Regions from separate parts of the Homo sapiens genome. Here region 2 is linked to region 1. A link is an interaction called in ENCODE POLR2A ChIA-PET data of the cell type or tissue named here. Cell type or tissue: PC-9. All regions are shown on one strand.

Region 1 (8,000 bases):
ACCGTACCCAGCCTGAAATTGATTAAGATCTGAGTTTCCTGGTAATAAAGTTTTCATTTGCTTGTTTATTTCCCCCCCCAAAAAACCCTTCAATTGAGGTTTCTAAATATTCGTTTTTTCTCCCCTCCGATCCCATCGCATTGCCCTATGTCCCAGCCTGAGAAGCATGGAGCAGAATCACAGCACATTGGAGCTGGAAGGCTCCTTAAACACCGCCAAGTGCAGCCCTCCCAGTTGACGGAGGGACACCTGGAGCCCCAGAGAGGAAAGTAGCATGCCACAGTCATAACAGTCCACAAAAAGGGGGTGCTGTAGAGACACCGAACACTTCATGCCCGCGTTTCAGGGATTTCATAGCCGCAGACGGCATCCCTGATCCCCATTGGTCCCATTCTCAAGAACCTTGAGCCTGATGATCTTGGAACTTTTTCCTCCCACGGGGCCTTACCAGGTACAAAGTCTTTTCACCCCTGCTGTGTCGCATGGGACCGCGACTTATCCCTGTGAGGCAAGAAGGCAGAGAAGAAAATTGGGCCTCAGAGAACCGGAGACTCAGCCAAGGTCACAGGGCCAGTCAGCGCTGGTGGTGGGAACTCAGGCTGCTGCAGCCAAGGACACTCCTTCCTCTCCATGCTGGGGGCTCCCTGGGAGCACGGCAGACAGTGAGCAACGAGCCCGTGCACTCCGTCGTCCACCGCAGAAAACGCTGCAAGGATATTGCTGACGGGCCGGGCGCGGGGGCTCACGCCTGTAATCCCAGCACTTTGGGAGGCCGAGGCAGGCGGGTCACGAGGTCGGAAGATCGAGACCATCCTGGCTAACACGATGAAACCCCGTCTCTACTAAAAATACCAAAAATTAGCCGGACATGGTGGTGGGCGCCTGTAGTCCCAGCTACTCGGGAGGCTGAGGCAGGAGAATGGCGTGAACCCGGGAGGCAGAGCTTGCAGTGAGACGAGATCGCGCCACTGCACTCCAGCCTGGGCGACAGAGCAAGACTCCGTGTCAAAAAAAAAAAAAAAGAAAAGAAAAGAAAAGAAAAGATATTGCTGACAGCTGGTTGGGATGACAGCTTCATGGTCAAAGTACCATCTCTTAGACGCATAAAACATCTAGCACAAAGGGATTTAAGTAAAACGGCTGTTTTATAAAGGGATATGTGTTTTAAAAGGGGGAAAAGAGTCAAGAGCTTTGTATTTCAAGTTTTGTGGAGCACCAATGGGTACCTCAACAGGTGACCTGCAAAATCCATGGCAGGCAGAGGCTTCTGGGCATGCGGTTCACAGGGCTCATGATTGAAAGGAATTAAGAGAAACTTCAAAGTGAGATTCACGGGGTCTGGATGAGGTAAGAACTCTTGGAAGCATAGGGAAAAATTAAAGCAATTGTCAAGCATGAAGGGGAAGAAAAGATCACCTCTGCAGTCCACGTTCTACCTCTGGACCTAAGGCTTAAAGTTTAAAATAATAATAATAATAACCTGGCATCTTGTTTTGATTTAAGTATGAAAAGCCGGTGTCTGCAGGCGGCTGCTGAGCTAAGCGCTTTTCCTGCTGGGGCACCGTGGAGCTGTTGTCAGAGGTGCGGGATAACTCGAAGCAGAGCCAGCCCAGCTGGGCGGCCGGACCCCCGTTTGAGTTGCAATGCCGGCAGTTAGAAAAAGTGTCTCCAACTTGTAAACACAGCAAATTTGATCTGGAAGTCATTGAGAAAACATAAACACGGAACCTCACGCAGTCCTGTTTACACTCTTCCAGCCCTGGTGAAAGATGAGCTCCTTATGGAAGGATTTTTTTTTTCCAAAGGCGCTTTTCTTTTTAAAATAAAAATCCCAAGAAGTATGTATTGCCACCAAGACCAAAATCCCAACAGAGACCACGAGTGCATGAACAAGTGTTGCTTCAGCAGGTGACAATCATAGTGTCACATTTATTCGAGTTGTCTTCTGCAGTTGCAGAAACTCTGCTTTATCAAAAATCCATTGTTTTTGAGGTGGAAATTAACATGACTGGAACGGCGTCTAAAACCATATCCTTGGTTGAGAATATGGTTTCATAACTATTTCCTGTTTCCCAAATCCATTCTAAATGTGTAGTAACATGAACCAGGAATTTAGTCCAGTATATCTTCATACGACCAATAAATAAATGGAAGGCACAGATGGAGGAAGGGACTTACTTAAGGTCACAGAGAGCTTGTTAGTGTCAGAGACAAAAATAGGACAGCGATTTCCTGGTTTCTACTAGTTCTTTCAGGACATGTCTCTTCCAGGAATTGCTACTGACACTTTTGCCCAAGGGCGTTTATTAAATAGTGTGTTCTGTGTGGAGCAGGTATGGGCTTTATTTCACAAACTTGGCATGAAAGAAATGCCACATGATTTTTCTTTAAAAAAATTAATTCTGCTGAGGAGTCTCCAGTTCACTGGGTGGGTGAAGAAATTGACTAATTCGGTCATTAGTGACTAGGGCCCATCCTGGAAGCAGCATCACCTACATTGTGCGGTGGAAGGGACCAAGGTGTGGAAGTGGAGCAGCCTTAAGAGAGGCTCTGGTTTTCAGTCCCCACCAGCACAATGACCTCCTCACCATACCCCAGGGCCTCTGCCGGCCAGCAGCTCCTCTGCTCCTGGGCTGTGGCCTCTGCAAGGATAGGGTCAGCAGCCTCTCCCTCCCCAGATTCTGCGTCCACCCCTGCAACCCTGGGAGGGAAGAGAGTAAGGCCTGGGATCCCCGCACTGTTCCTCTCTGAAGTCTGGAAGGACGTCTCCAGCCCACTTTTCCCTCCCTGCACCCAAATCTCCTTCTGTGTCCCAGCCTCTCTCACTGCCTCCTTTCCTGGTTAGCATAATCTTCTCTAAAGCAAGGCCAGAATGTAAGAGAGAAGGGTTTTGAGGAACTCCTGCTTTCCGTCCTATCAAGGAATCCTGAGACAAGGAAACCCAAATACCTAACAATAGAATTCTAAATTAATATCTCAATCAATTACTCTGCCACTTAGATATGCCACCTTGACCACGCAGAATTCAAATTCAAATCCTTTTACAATGAAAACAATAATGCATTTGCACGTCTGACCATCTACAGAGCACATTCGTTCAACTCACCAGCTCCTTTCATCCTCAAACACTGCAAAGTAGGTCTTTGTCACCCCATTTTACAGATGAGGAGACCAAGGATTCATGAAGTGATGAGGTATTTGTAGTGACTTTTTCCTGGTCCTGAGAAGAGGATGGCAAGCCCTGTGTTTCAGATACCCCCTGAACTTGGTCAACCCTCAGTAAATCCACACTTGATCCCACTCCATGATATCTTTTCTCTTTCACTGCTAAACGGCCTGATGAACTTAGCTGAAGCTACCAGATACAACTTTCAACATCCTTCTAGGTGGATCCTCGTTGTTTTTGTTCACTCAGCTTCAAGGTTAAAAAAAACAAGCAAAAAAAAAAAGACCAAAGATCATAAACAATCTTGCTACTTTTCATGCCTCCTCAGCATTTGAAAGTTTTGGCAAAAAACCCAGTGAATGATAAAAAGAATTGTTTACATTCTCGAAGGCAATTTGGTTGAGGTCCTTGTGCCCTGGTGCCAAGACTTCTGAGACTCTCGGTCTCTATTTGTCCCCCGCCTGATTTCTGTCCTGATTGGCACCTACAAAAAAGGCTTTGGCATTCAGTGGCGCCAACTTCCTCATCTCCCTGGAGAAACAGGCTACAAACCCACGAGAGGATCCAATGCATCCAGTCACTCAGCAAACATTCATGGAGAAGCTACTGTGTGCCAGGCATTGTTCCAGGCATGGAGGGATACAGTCACAAACAAAACCAAGTCCCTGCCCTAACGGAACTCCTCAGGGGAGGGGGTGCACATTAAATAACCATAATAAATAATATTTCAGATGATGGTATGTGGTATGAATAAATAATATTTCAGATGATGATATGTGGTATGAAGAAAATACAGCAGGGGAAGGGGGATGCTCTTCAGAAGAACAGCCCCTCCAGGAGTGCTTAGGACGCTGGCTGCAAAAATTCACGCACATTTCTAACGCCACTTCATCTCCCTTTAGTAGTTTTGCGAGCAGGCAGGAAATAGGAAATCGTTGGCATAAGTGTGCCCTGAAAGATGTCAAAGGCTGGATCCATCCACAAAAGCAACTGCAACACTGAGGTTGCCTGGCCTGGAGCAGGCGAGCATGGGGGAAGCAGCTCTGGGTGGGTAGTTGGCAGCCCTGACCTTTGTTTCCCGATCTGCCACCCAGGCTCAGTATGCCCTTCCCCATATCCCTTCACCCGATCTGCCACCCAGGCTCAGTATGCCCTTCCCCACATCCCTTCACCCGATCTGCCACCCAGGCTCAGTATGCCCTTCCCCACATCCCTTCACATCGCTGGATCCTCTGTAAAATGGAATATACAGCAGGTTGAGAGTTTCCTCTTTCCAGCCATCATTTTCTCCTAGCGCCATATTCTCTCAGACTTTTATTCCACATAGTCACTTTATTTTGGGTTTAAGTAGTTAATTTAGAAAAATGTCCCAAAGAGAGGGTTGATAGACCCCAGGAGTTCGAGGCAGTGAGCTATGATCGTGCCACTGCATACCAGTCTGGGTGACAGAGCAAGAGCCCCCCCACCCCCCCCAAAAAAAAAAAAGAAGAAGAGAAAAAAAACAACCTAAAGAATGGCTGGCAGACCTGGTCAAAGAGCTGTCTCGGGAAGAAATGATATATTCCTTCTCCAGCAGAAAGTGAGACCAGCCATCTAGAAACCAGAGCTAAGCCTTTGCACACACTTTATCTGAGAGAGAAAATTTAAAAATACAACCAAGAGAATTTTGGAAAAGAACAATAAAGGGAATCTTGTTTACTTACTTACAGCTTACTAGACAGCTATAGGAAGCTGCATATCATTTTGAACCATATTCCTCTGCTGGTGTGGGAAGAAGAAAATAGATCAATGCACTGAAGTGCTTCCATGACAGCTGGTAAACAGCTACTGCCCTGAACTCTCACAGTGCGTCCTGCTGACCTGGCCACCTTGGTCTCTCCCTTGGGACCCCTGACTCCTCACCCACCAGCTATTAAAGACTAACACCTGGGGGCGGGACGCGGTGGCTCACGCCTGTAATCCCAGCACTTTGGGAGGCCAAGGCAGGCGGATCACAAGGTCAGGAGATTGAGACCATCCTGGCCAACATGGTGAAACCCCGTCTCTACTAAAAATACAAAAAATTAGCCAGGCGTGGTGGCAGGCGCCTGTAGTCCCAGCTACTCAGGAGGCTGAGGCAGGAGAATGGCGTGAACCCGGGAGGCGGAGCTTGCAGTGAGCCGAGATCTAGCCACTGCACTGCAGCCTGGGTGACAGAGCGAGACTCCGTCTCAAAAAAAAAAAAAAAAATTAACACATGGCCCAGCAGGACCTCCTTGGACCCTACTTCAGCACCTCAGGCTGACGGCTAACTTCTGCACTGATCTGCAGACATTGCCCGATATGTGTATTATCTCACCGCTGAGCACCCTCAAACTCTCTTAGTGGTGGTTTGTCCTTTGAGAGTATAATTTGGCAGTTTCTATGAATTTTCAAACTATGCACACCCTTCAGCCCAGGAATTCCACTTCCCATCAGTTTTTCTACGAATATTTACATATGCAAAAGCTGTACAACAATTTTTATTGCAGCAGTTTAATAACAAATAAGGAAGCAACAACAGAAATAAGCTTACAGCCCAAAAATGAAGGCTGGTTAAATAATAGTCTATCCACGGAAGACTGCACCAACAGCCTTCAGTGACCCAGCAATTCACTGGCTTAGTGAATGGAGAAGTCCAGAAGAGAGGGGGTTTCGGGTTCCGTTCCATCAGTCCTCTGCTGTGTTGGTTATTCTCTTAGCTCTCCTCTCCTCTGTGTGCCACCTGCATCCTTTGTTGACCTCTCTCATCTATGGTGGTTCCAGGCCTGTCATCCACACACAGCCCAGCTCAGAGTGAGCGGGAGAGATCTTCTCTCCTACAGCTATTCAGAGACATCCTGGGCCGCAGTGGGATTGGAGCCCTCCTGAGCTCATTGCTGAGGTTTACACCTCCCAGGGCCCTCCCCTAGAGCTGCTGATGAGGTCAATCCCACCCAGATTCCAAGGCTGCTCCCCAAGGCGGAAGGGGCAGAGTGGATGGGTATGGGTCGGGGATGGGGGAGCCACCCAGTTTGGCTGGCCAGTATGGTGACCATGTTCTAGAAAGCCACCCTTAACTCACTGGGGGAAAAGGATGTATGGGGAATAAGAGTGGATGGAAGCAGGAAGACAAGTTAGGAGGCGGTTGCTATGGTGCTGACCAGAAAGGGAGACGGGCAGAGAGTCACAGGGTGCGATCGGCAGGGCTTAGGGCTTGGTCACCACCTAAACTGCATTGGGAGTATTGAGAGGGGTTTCAACAAAGCCAAGACCAGGGTGCAAAATTTAAGGGGATGTCGAAAAACTCAGTAATCAAGATACATAATATTTCAATGCAATATTTTTTAAAATAAAAAGGAATCCAAACATTTATGATGTATGAAATACTAAAAATTCACATAAAGACAGAAACTGTGACTGGGCATTTTCCTTTTTGGCCTCAGTCTCTAAAGTGGCTCGGCACGGCACTCACTGGAGGATGACCAACAGGTTACAAAATTGTGGTGCTTAAAAAAAGTTACTGGGATAAAGAATTGGTTTGAGGTAGAAGTTGGTGGGCTTTCTTTTAGCTGCTACAGGTATGTTCAGGCCTCTTAAACTGCAGCTGAGATCCATTTAGTGTAGGAATAAAAAACAGTTCCTGAGATTGTGTGATCAGAGAGGGAAAAGAGAATTTTCGCTCAACACTGAGACCACCTAATTCACTGTCTTCTCAAAATGCGCTGTAATATTCACTTAGCTTCCCCACATCAAATGGAATGTGGCAGGAGGGAATTCCGGGAAAGAGCCCACTGCATAAGCAATGTAAGTCGTGGATTACACCATCCCAGATCTCCAGCCAGGGGCCTAACCTGAGCTGTGACAGTCATATAATTACACTCTTGTATTCATTAATTCACCAACTTCCCCTCCTACTTCTGCTCTTCTTCTTCCTCCTCCTCTCCCTCCTCCTTCTGCTCTTCCTTCCTCCTCCTCCCCCTGCTCTTCTTCTTCCTCCTGCTCCCCCCTTCTCTTCCTCGTCCTCCTCGCATGCGTCAGGATGCGGAGTTAGGAAATGATGATGATGATATTGGTGAGAAGAAGGGGGAGAACAACAACATGCAGGATGAGAAAAAACAAAAAAGCTGAGAAGGAGAAAGGAAAGAAAAGGAAAAAAAGAAGAGAAAAAAGAGAAGGGAAGAAGAGAAGAAACAGGAAACAGTACTAAGTAGAGTCATTGTTTTTTTAAATTATGAACAAACTATTCTATGTGAATTTTAGAGTCGAAAACTGTTCTCCTCCCCCACTGCAGACTACAGCGACAAACCTAGAGAATGATCACAGATTGAGCAACAACTGTTTTCTTTCTTTTTTGTTTGTTTGTTTGTTTGTTTGAGACAGTCTTGCTCTGTCACCCAGGCTGAAGTGCGGTGGCACGATCTCAGCTCACTGCAACCTCCACCTCCCGGGTTCAAGCAATTGTCCTGCCTCAGCCTCCCGAGTAGCTGGGATTACAGGCACCCACCACCACACTGGGCAAATTTTTATGCTTTTCGTAGAGATGATGTTTTACCGTGTTGGTCAGGCTGGTCTCAAACTCCTGACCTCAAGTGATCCTCCCGCCTTGGCCTCCCAAAGTGCTGAGATTACAGGCGTGAGCCACAGTGCCTGGCCTGTTTTCTTTCTTTTTTAGTGAGGAAAGAGGCATAAGTCTAAGAGATATACCTGCCCTCAGCTGATGCTCCCAACAGGTGCCCTAGCTAGAGGAACAGGAGGTGTTTCCTGTGCAGAGGTGGTGTTTGCATCGAGCCTCACAACTCCACAGCTTGGCTCTATAGATGCTCATTAAGTTCCA
Region 2 (8,000 bases), 170 kb before region 1:
TCGTGCCATTGCACTGCAGCCTGGGCAACAAGAGTGAAACTCTGTCTCAAAAAAAAAAAAAAAGAGAGAGAGAGAGAGCCTGCAGCCTTGCTAACACCTTGATTTTAGACTTCTGGTCTCCAGACCTGTGAGAGAATAAATTCTGCTGTTTTAAGCCACTCAATTTGTGGTAATTTGTTACAGCGACCATATAAAACTAATAATTTCACTTTTGCAAAATAACTTTTCTTCATTTCTTCCTCTCTTTGATATACTTCCTAAAGGCAAGAGCTACAAACCAGTATACTAATGGACTGGGGAAAAAGCCTACCTTTCTCTCTATCCAGTCCCCAGGGCAGGGCCGCAATTACGTTCAAAGGGAGGGAGAATGCCAGCTCACAAAACCTGACTGCTCCACTTCCTCTCCAGGGGAGACAGCAGCAGTGAGAGAGGCTGAATCCGTGATTATGGACTATGCAGAAAGTGAGTCTCAAAATAAACAGCTCCTGGAGTCAAAGCTCAGGGGACGACATATAGAATTTTAGAGTCTTCAGGACAGAGAGAGAGCAGGTAGTTCAACTTCTTCAGGGAGAGTTTTCAGAGGTACAAGAGAGCAAGGAATTTTGTATATTTGCATATGTTTTTGTTTTATTGAGGACTCTGAGGGCTGGAGAGCAGAGAAATCTGTCCAGGGTCACAAACTAGGGGCTGATACCAACTTCACCACCCAGTGCAGGAGGGCTCTTCTTCTACTTCTGGGGTCCCGCCTCTGTGGTGCTGCCCCCAGAATGGGGGCTTATTACATAACAGGTCTCACTCCCTTAGGTCCTTCATAAGCCCTCAGCTCTCCTGGTCTGGGGACCCCACTCCATGTCATTTTAAACATCTTAAAATGCATGATTATCTCATATCAAATGTAATTTTTTCTCTTTAAAAATCTCATGGTTCTTTTATAATTTTTGCTTCTGAAAGTAATTGCCTATAAACAACTTGCTTGATTTTAGATTTTCTACAGTTTTCAGTAATCATCATACAAACCCAGGAGAATCTAGCCATAGATTGTTTTCAAAAGCAATGAAATTTATATGAATGCTACATTTCATAATTAAAAAGACTGGCATTATGCTTTCTGTTGTACAGATTTAATTAACATTTTTATTAATTTCAGGTCTGCCTTTTAGTGTTTTGATTGGGAAGTATTTGGGGAAGCCTTCACATGAAGGATGGTCAACAGGTGTTAGCAGGTAAGGTAGACAGAACTGGGTGGCAGTGCCTGAAATGTCCAGCAAACATCTCGGCTTGTGGGGCTGAGTGTAGGTGAGGGAAATAGCAGGAGAATGGATTTTAAGCACTGAGCCAGGCACTACCATATCCATAATCTCCTCTGAGACTTGGAAACCAAGCTGGGGCCAGGTTACAAATGACTTCACATGCCATTCTCCCCGCTGCCTGCCACTTGTACCTTGGGCAGCCACTGGGGACATTCCTGGTTCTGGATTCCTGCCTCTGAGCAGCTCTCTTAACATGAGTAGGAGGCCTGTGCTTCCCCACACCCGTTTCCATCTGTTTGCATGGACCAGAGCCACTTGAGATAGGGCCTTCCTAGGAATAGAAGGTAAGACCAGCATCATTCCAGGGCCACTGTGGATGGGCTTTCCCCGCCCAGGAAATGACTGCTGCATTGATCTCTGTGCCACTCAGGCCAGGGCATCCTTGTGGGGAGGATTCCAGTCTGCATTGCATCAAATACCTATGAGAGGGAAAAGCCGTTTAAGCTAAGCATATGTTTATTTGATTGAAACAAATAACTCTCACAGGCCACAAACAATACAGGCAGACAGATGTTTCAAGCGGCACCTCATCAGCTGATTGGGCCATCATGCAATATCAGTGCACAGAATAATTCTGGAAAGATTCTAGGAAGGGAAGTTGGCTATCTTAAAATCTCTCCCTTTGGGATGAATTTCACAGCAACCACTTTAGATGGCAGTAGCGACTGATTATCCCCATTTTAAACCTTAGAACAGAAGGACCACTCCCCCAGTGATACCCAACTAGGAATGGAAGAAGCCAAGAAGACCACAACCCAGGTCTTTAGACTCTGAGATCTCTTTTCGTTGAGCTTGGCAGAACTACCACTCCAAAGACTCACAGCCTCTCAACGAATGGTGAGAGCATGTTACAAAGACATAGAAACTGGCTTGAAAGGGCGCCTGCTGGTCAAACCTGGGACAATTTATTTATCAAAATAAGTAATAATGATAATAGTTGTAACTTTTGAGTAAAATAGAAATCTGTAAATCCACACTGATACAAACAAATACACAGAAAGAAGAGAAAGCTGTCTTTATAGTAAAATGACAACTGGTAAAAGTAGACATAATGGAATTAGAATCACCATTTAGCAATCATCATAGTGATATTCAGCCAAGAAACATCAGTAGATGTTAGAACTAGTGGGTGAATGTTTACTAAGAAATGGGGAAATTTCATACTTTCAGAGTACCTCCAGCCAAATTCTTATTAACGACAAAGGGAAAAAGAGTAATTTTACAATGAATAGTCCTGACAAATACCACCTCAACTGAATAATCAAAGTGAACATTGGCTGGGCGCGGTGGCTCATGCCTGCAATTTCAGCACTTTGGGAGGCCAAGACTTGTGGGGCACTTGAGCCCAGGAGTTTGAGACCAGCCTGGGTGATATGGCAAAGCCCCATCTCTACAGAAATACAAAAAGTTACCTAGGTGTGGTGGCGTGTACCTGTAGCCCCAGCTACTTGGGAGGCTGAGGTAGGAGGATCACCTGAGCCTGGGAGGTCGAGGCTGTAGGGAGCCGAGATCATGGCACTGCACTCTAGCCTAGGTGACAGAGTGGACCCAGTCTCAAAAAAAAAAAAAAAAAAAGCAAAACCAAAAAAAACCTACAGTGAACATCACCAATAATGGGTCAAGTAGAAATCATGCACCACCTGATCAGATGTAAATATCTTGTCAAAAATACACCTCTCAATCTAATCAGGAGAAAACATTCGACAAAACCAAACTGAGAGACATTCTACGAAATAATCAGCACATCCAATCAAAAGTGTCAGTTATGAAAGTCAAGGAAAGATCGAGGAACTCTTCTGACTGAAGGAAGCTAAAGAGACATGACAATTACATGCAACAGGTGTTCCAGGATTGGGTCCTTTTGCTAGAACAAATATTATTTGAATAATTGTCAAAACTTAAATGGCATCTGAGGATTAGATGGCAGAAATGTTTTGATGTGAATTTCTTTATTTTGATGATTGCACTATAATTATGTAGGAGAATGTCCTTGTTTGTAGGAATTACACACTCAAGTGTTTAGGTTCAGGTTAAAAAGTTCTTTGTCTATTTCTGCAGCTCTCCTGTAAGCATGTAATTATTTCAAAATAAACAACTTAAAGAAAATTCCCAGACGCGAGTGAAAGCGGGGGATATTAAATATATTTTTGTCACTTCTTCCAGGAAATAGGCTGCCTTCCTCAAGGACAGGGTAGTAACCAAGGACAAGCTGTCAGTTGAGACAGCTTGGTGTGCTTCTAGAAAGCCCTGTTTGCAATGAATGTGTGCAAATCAGTCCTACATCCCCAGTAGCTTAAATTTATGAGACTTCATTGTCGTTTACAGTCAACCTTTAGTTAACAGCAGCTCTTTCATTTTACCTTTACATCTGACTCATTCAATGAAAAAAATTTTCTGAAAAACAAAACACTGAAGAGTTCTGAAATAGCTTCCATCCATAAGGACCTTTTAATAAATGTGTTTAAAAAAAACTACAAAATCTAAATCTGTAATGTCAATGCTGGTTTCCTTAAAAGGGAGAACAACCAGAAATGAATGTGCTATCACCCAGCATGTAAGATAAACAAAATCAGCACCAGCTTACCACCACACAGAGCAATATACCTTCCTGTTATATTCTTCTTGCTGTCTACTGCTTTTCTGCTAAATTATGAATTTCCAATGAAATGTTTTACAGTGTATGACTCTTCTGTCTACCAATAGCTGGCTTGCCCTCCCTCACTCCCTCTCTCCTTCCCTCCCTTCTTCATTGTCTTCATGCACCTGGGGAGATCAGAAAGTGTGTTTTTCTTACAAACCTTAGGAAAACTATAACACCTAGTGAGCCTATAATTAAACTTAATATAAACTGGGAAAGGCAGACAAGAAAGAAAATGAAAATTGTGAATTGGATGAGACAGGCAGTTAGCACATCCCCATTTCCTTTGTGAAAGACGAGTAAAGTCTGCAGACGTCAAGTTCTCTCTGTGTGCTGTGCCTAACTTGGATCTGTATTTCAACTCTCCTTTCTCAAAGAAATGCCATGTCCTAGGGATGCTTGGAGCGTTTCCGCAGCATTCCACAGGAAGCTGCAATGACCCTCCATCCTCTCCAAGTAGAACAGGCTGTCTCCAACTCACAATCTCACTATGTTCCAAAAGTTCTTTTTTCTTTTCTCTTTTTTTGTTTTTTGACACGGAGTCTCACTCTGTCGCCCAGGCTGGAGTGCAGTGGCACAATCTCAGCTCACTGCAACCTCCGCCTCCCGGGTTCAAGCGATTCTCCTGCATCAGCCTCCTGAGTAACTGGGACCACAGGTGTGTGCCACCACACCTAGCTAATTTTTTGTATTTTTAGTAGAGACAGGGTTTCACTGTGTTAGCCAGGATGGTCTCGATCTCCTGACCTCGTGATCTGCCCACCTCGGCCTCCCAAAGTGCTGGATTATATGTAAGCCACCGCGTCTGTCCCCAAAAGTTCTTTTTTAAAGTATCATTTAGAGATTGGAAATAATGTTACAAATTATGATTAGATTTCCCAATTAGCCACAGAAGCTCCCCATAATTAGTGTATAATGTAACCAATACATACACAAGCTAATGTAACCAAGCATGGATGCGCATGCATGCATGCGCGTGCACACACACATACACACACACAGCCTTCCACATACACAAAATGAAAACAATAATAGAAAAAAATGCATAGTATATCCCCTACATCATGCATCAACAAGCGTCTATGGGCTAGCCTGGGACTCTAACCAACATTTTCACATTGATTCACTAGGAAAAAGAAAATCGAATCCAATTTAGAACTCAGGCCTTTGGATACATTCTTTCCCTATCCCATAGTTCCTTCTCCCATCACATCTCACCCTGCAACCCCACACTACCTCATCCGTGACAAGTATGGAACACTCTTCTCAGCTCCTCAGGCCAGAGCTACCTCTTGAAAAGGAAACCTCATTCCACAGAGGGTTTCACTCTATCACACACACACACACACACACACACACACAACACAGACATATGCACACACAGAAACATAGAATGACTAAGGTGGCATTTTCCGGTGATGGCTGTGAGACAAGCATCCATAGTTCAGAGGCTACATTAACATTAGTGATGCATGTTCACAAGCGGCCCCTTCACTTGGAATTCTGATATGAACAAGAACATGGTGAGGGGGTCATGCTAAGCCAAGCTCTCATTCATTCCCACAGATAGAGACCCCAGGCCTATACTCAGTTTTATGATACTGTACTGTGATCATTGTCTTGCTGTAATTTTGTTTTCTCTATTTCTGGCATGATCTGTTTCATTGAACACAGAAAATATGACATGTGGGCAGAAAATGAGGCCTAAAAAGAAATTTAGGAAAGCAAATTTCATTTGTCATTTTACCACTAGATAGGCATTTCATTTAGGACAGGTTTCTAGTGAAACTTGGTGAAATTTTCTTGTTTCAAACATCTTTGGAATAGTCTAATTCTCATGATGATGAGGAAAAGAAACAAGAAGAGGGAGGAGAAGACCTAAATAGCCATTGGTACCAACTCATTGCTGTAACCACACACAGCTATAAATTTATTAGATGTGACACGATTTAAGTTTCAAAAAATGAAAAGAGCATTGCCAGGATGATCTCACTGAAAGTAAAAATGTCCTTGAAATTCTTATTCTGTGACAAAAAATGAGGGCAAATCTGTCTGGTATTCTCTCTCCTTGTTCTTCTTCAAGACAAAGTTTCTAAAATAATCTCAGACGTGGTGTAACATTTGCCAGACAGCTGTTCTAGGGAATGCCAGGAAGATAATCCTTGGGTCTATCATCGTCTTTTGTATTTTTTCTCCCTTCAGTACATTCTGGGTTCAGGCCAGCACATAGACAACATGTTCAGAAAGTTTAGAAAGTCTCTCTAGGGAGACTTGATGTCTCTGGAGGTCTTTTATGCCGATTTTACTGGCCTCGTTGAGAAGGCAGTTTCTTGACTTCTTGGCAAAGGGATTGACCTTAAGTCTGTTTCTAGAGGGCAAATGTCTGTCAAGATGAAGCCGTGGCTGAGGCTCACCACTCAGGGATTCACCTGATCTGAATTCTCTTTCTCCATCCCTGAGATAGCTCCCATGGATGGTGAGTGAAACTCTGAACCAGGAATTATAGATTTGGTCATCTTATAACTAGAAAAAGACCCTAGAGGACATTTAGCTTAGCACTCTCCCTTCCAACGTATTGGTGACCCCCACTGTCCAGCAGAAATGAGTTTTCTAGAAAACAAAATGCTTTCTCTCAATACACATGTTCAAAATCTCATGCATATTTTAATACTTATGACTTCATATTTCATTTGAATGAGTGCGATGATTAAATTTGGGACAGAGAGAAAAAGAATCCTGTGTGTTTACACAAACCTAGTATAAAATCCTGAGGTCAGCCCTTCCCTCAAATCTTCAAAACACAGTTCGCTGATGATGCTGCTTCTTAAACCTTCATCATCTGTCAGAGAAAAAAAAGACTGTTACTAGAAGAGGAGACAGAGGAGCATACAATATGGACATGGGACTGGAAAACAGACACTGATCTGAGGCAGAGGCAACGTGATAAAAAGTTCATAGCTCTCTTTCAGGTCCCGACAGATGGACCCAGGAAGCCAGATTTCTGGCCGTGGAGAAATTGTTCTCTTGTCACCAGGCTTTCTCCAGTTCTACCATGAAATAGGCTAGTGTATTAGTTTGTTAGCATTGCCATAACAAAAAGCCACAGACTGGATGACTTAAACAACAAAAATTAATTTTCTCTCAGTCCTGGAGGCTGGAAGTCCAAGATTCAGGTGTCAACAGGCTTGGTTTCCTCTGAGGTCTCCTGACTTGCGATGGCCAGCTGCCTTCTTCTGTGTCCTCACATGATCTTTCTCCCCTATGACATTCGTGGTATCTCTTTTTGTGCCCAATTTCCTCTTCTCATAAGGAAGGACATACCTGTAGTCCCAGCTACTGGGGAGGCTGAGGCAGGAGAATCGCTTGAACCTGGGAGGCAGAGGTGGCAGTGAGCCGAGATCGTGCCACTGCACTCCAGCCTGGCAACAGAGTGAGACTGTGTCTCAAATAAATAAATAAATAAGGAAGAACACCAGTCAGATTGGACGAGGGCCCACTTAAATGGCCTCATTTTTCACTTATTCACTGCTTTCAAGGCCTTATCTCTGAATACAATCACATTTGGGGCACTGCGGGTTAAGGCTTCCATACATGAATTTTGAGTGGACACAGTTCAGCCCATAACAGAAAGAATTCTTTTCAAAATAAGATGCTAAAATCCAAACAATTCATAGGATTTCAGAGTTTTTTTAAACCAAGTCAAATAAGAAGCATGATTAAGTCCATGATATCATCACAGGCCCTGCGCTCACAGCAAGTGAACAATGGTCCCGTTGAAGTAAGAAAGCCTAAGTCTGTCTCTTCTGACCAAACCTCGTCACCTGGGTTCTAAGGCTCTTCCAATGTGAGCTTGGAACCGAGACTGAAACTCACCAATAGAAATATGGGGCACTTGAGTGGTTTTTAATTTTCTAATAGCCACGTTAAAAACAAGTAGACTTAATTTTAAAATATATTTTAACTCAATATATTCAAAATATCATCATTTCAATATGTAATCAGCATTTAAGAACTGTGAATGAGCTATTCTACGTTCCCATTGCCACACCATG

What was found. ChIA-PET counts read pairs that join two places held together with the same protein. Peaks named below come from ENCODE experiments on the same cell type or tissue, not always from the same donor. Only the 100,000 strongest peaks of a DNase experiment are listed, where the experiment ranks them.
Region 2: POLR2A ChIA-PET joins it to region 1 with 6 read pairs; 4 of 35 experiments call an interaction of 5 or more read pairs at or near these places.

What each region holds. Positions count from the first base shown.
Region 1 is chr3:194,175,183-194,183,182 of GRCh38, forward strand. No RefSeq gene overlaps it. Among named protein-coding and RNA genes, the nearest start is that of HES1, 43 kb to the left of the region's middle. RefSeq lists an enhancer at 209-1,122. In PC-9, no CTCF peak of the experiment used is centred here; a DNase peak (open chromatin) is centred at 3,659.
Region 2 is chr3:194,008,849-194,016,848 of GRCh38, forward strand. It overlaps LINC02028 (long intergenic non-protein coding RNA 2028), which reads right to left. Exons shown (of 3, transcript NR_136179.1): 2 at 6,703-6,787. Among named protein-coding and RNA genes, the nearest start is that of LINC02026, 9.2 kb to the left of the region's middle. In PC-9, no CTCF peak of the experiment used is centred here; no DNase peak of the experiment used is centred here.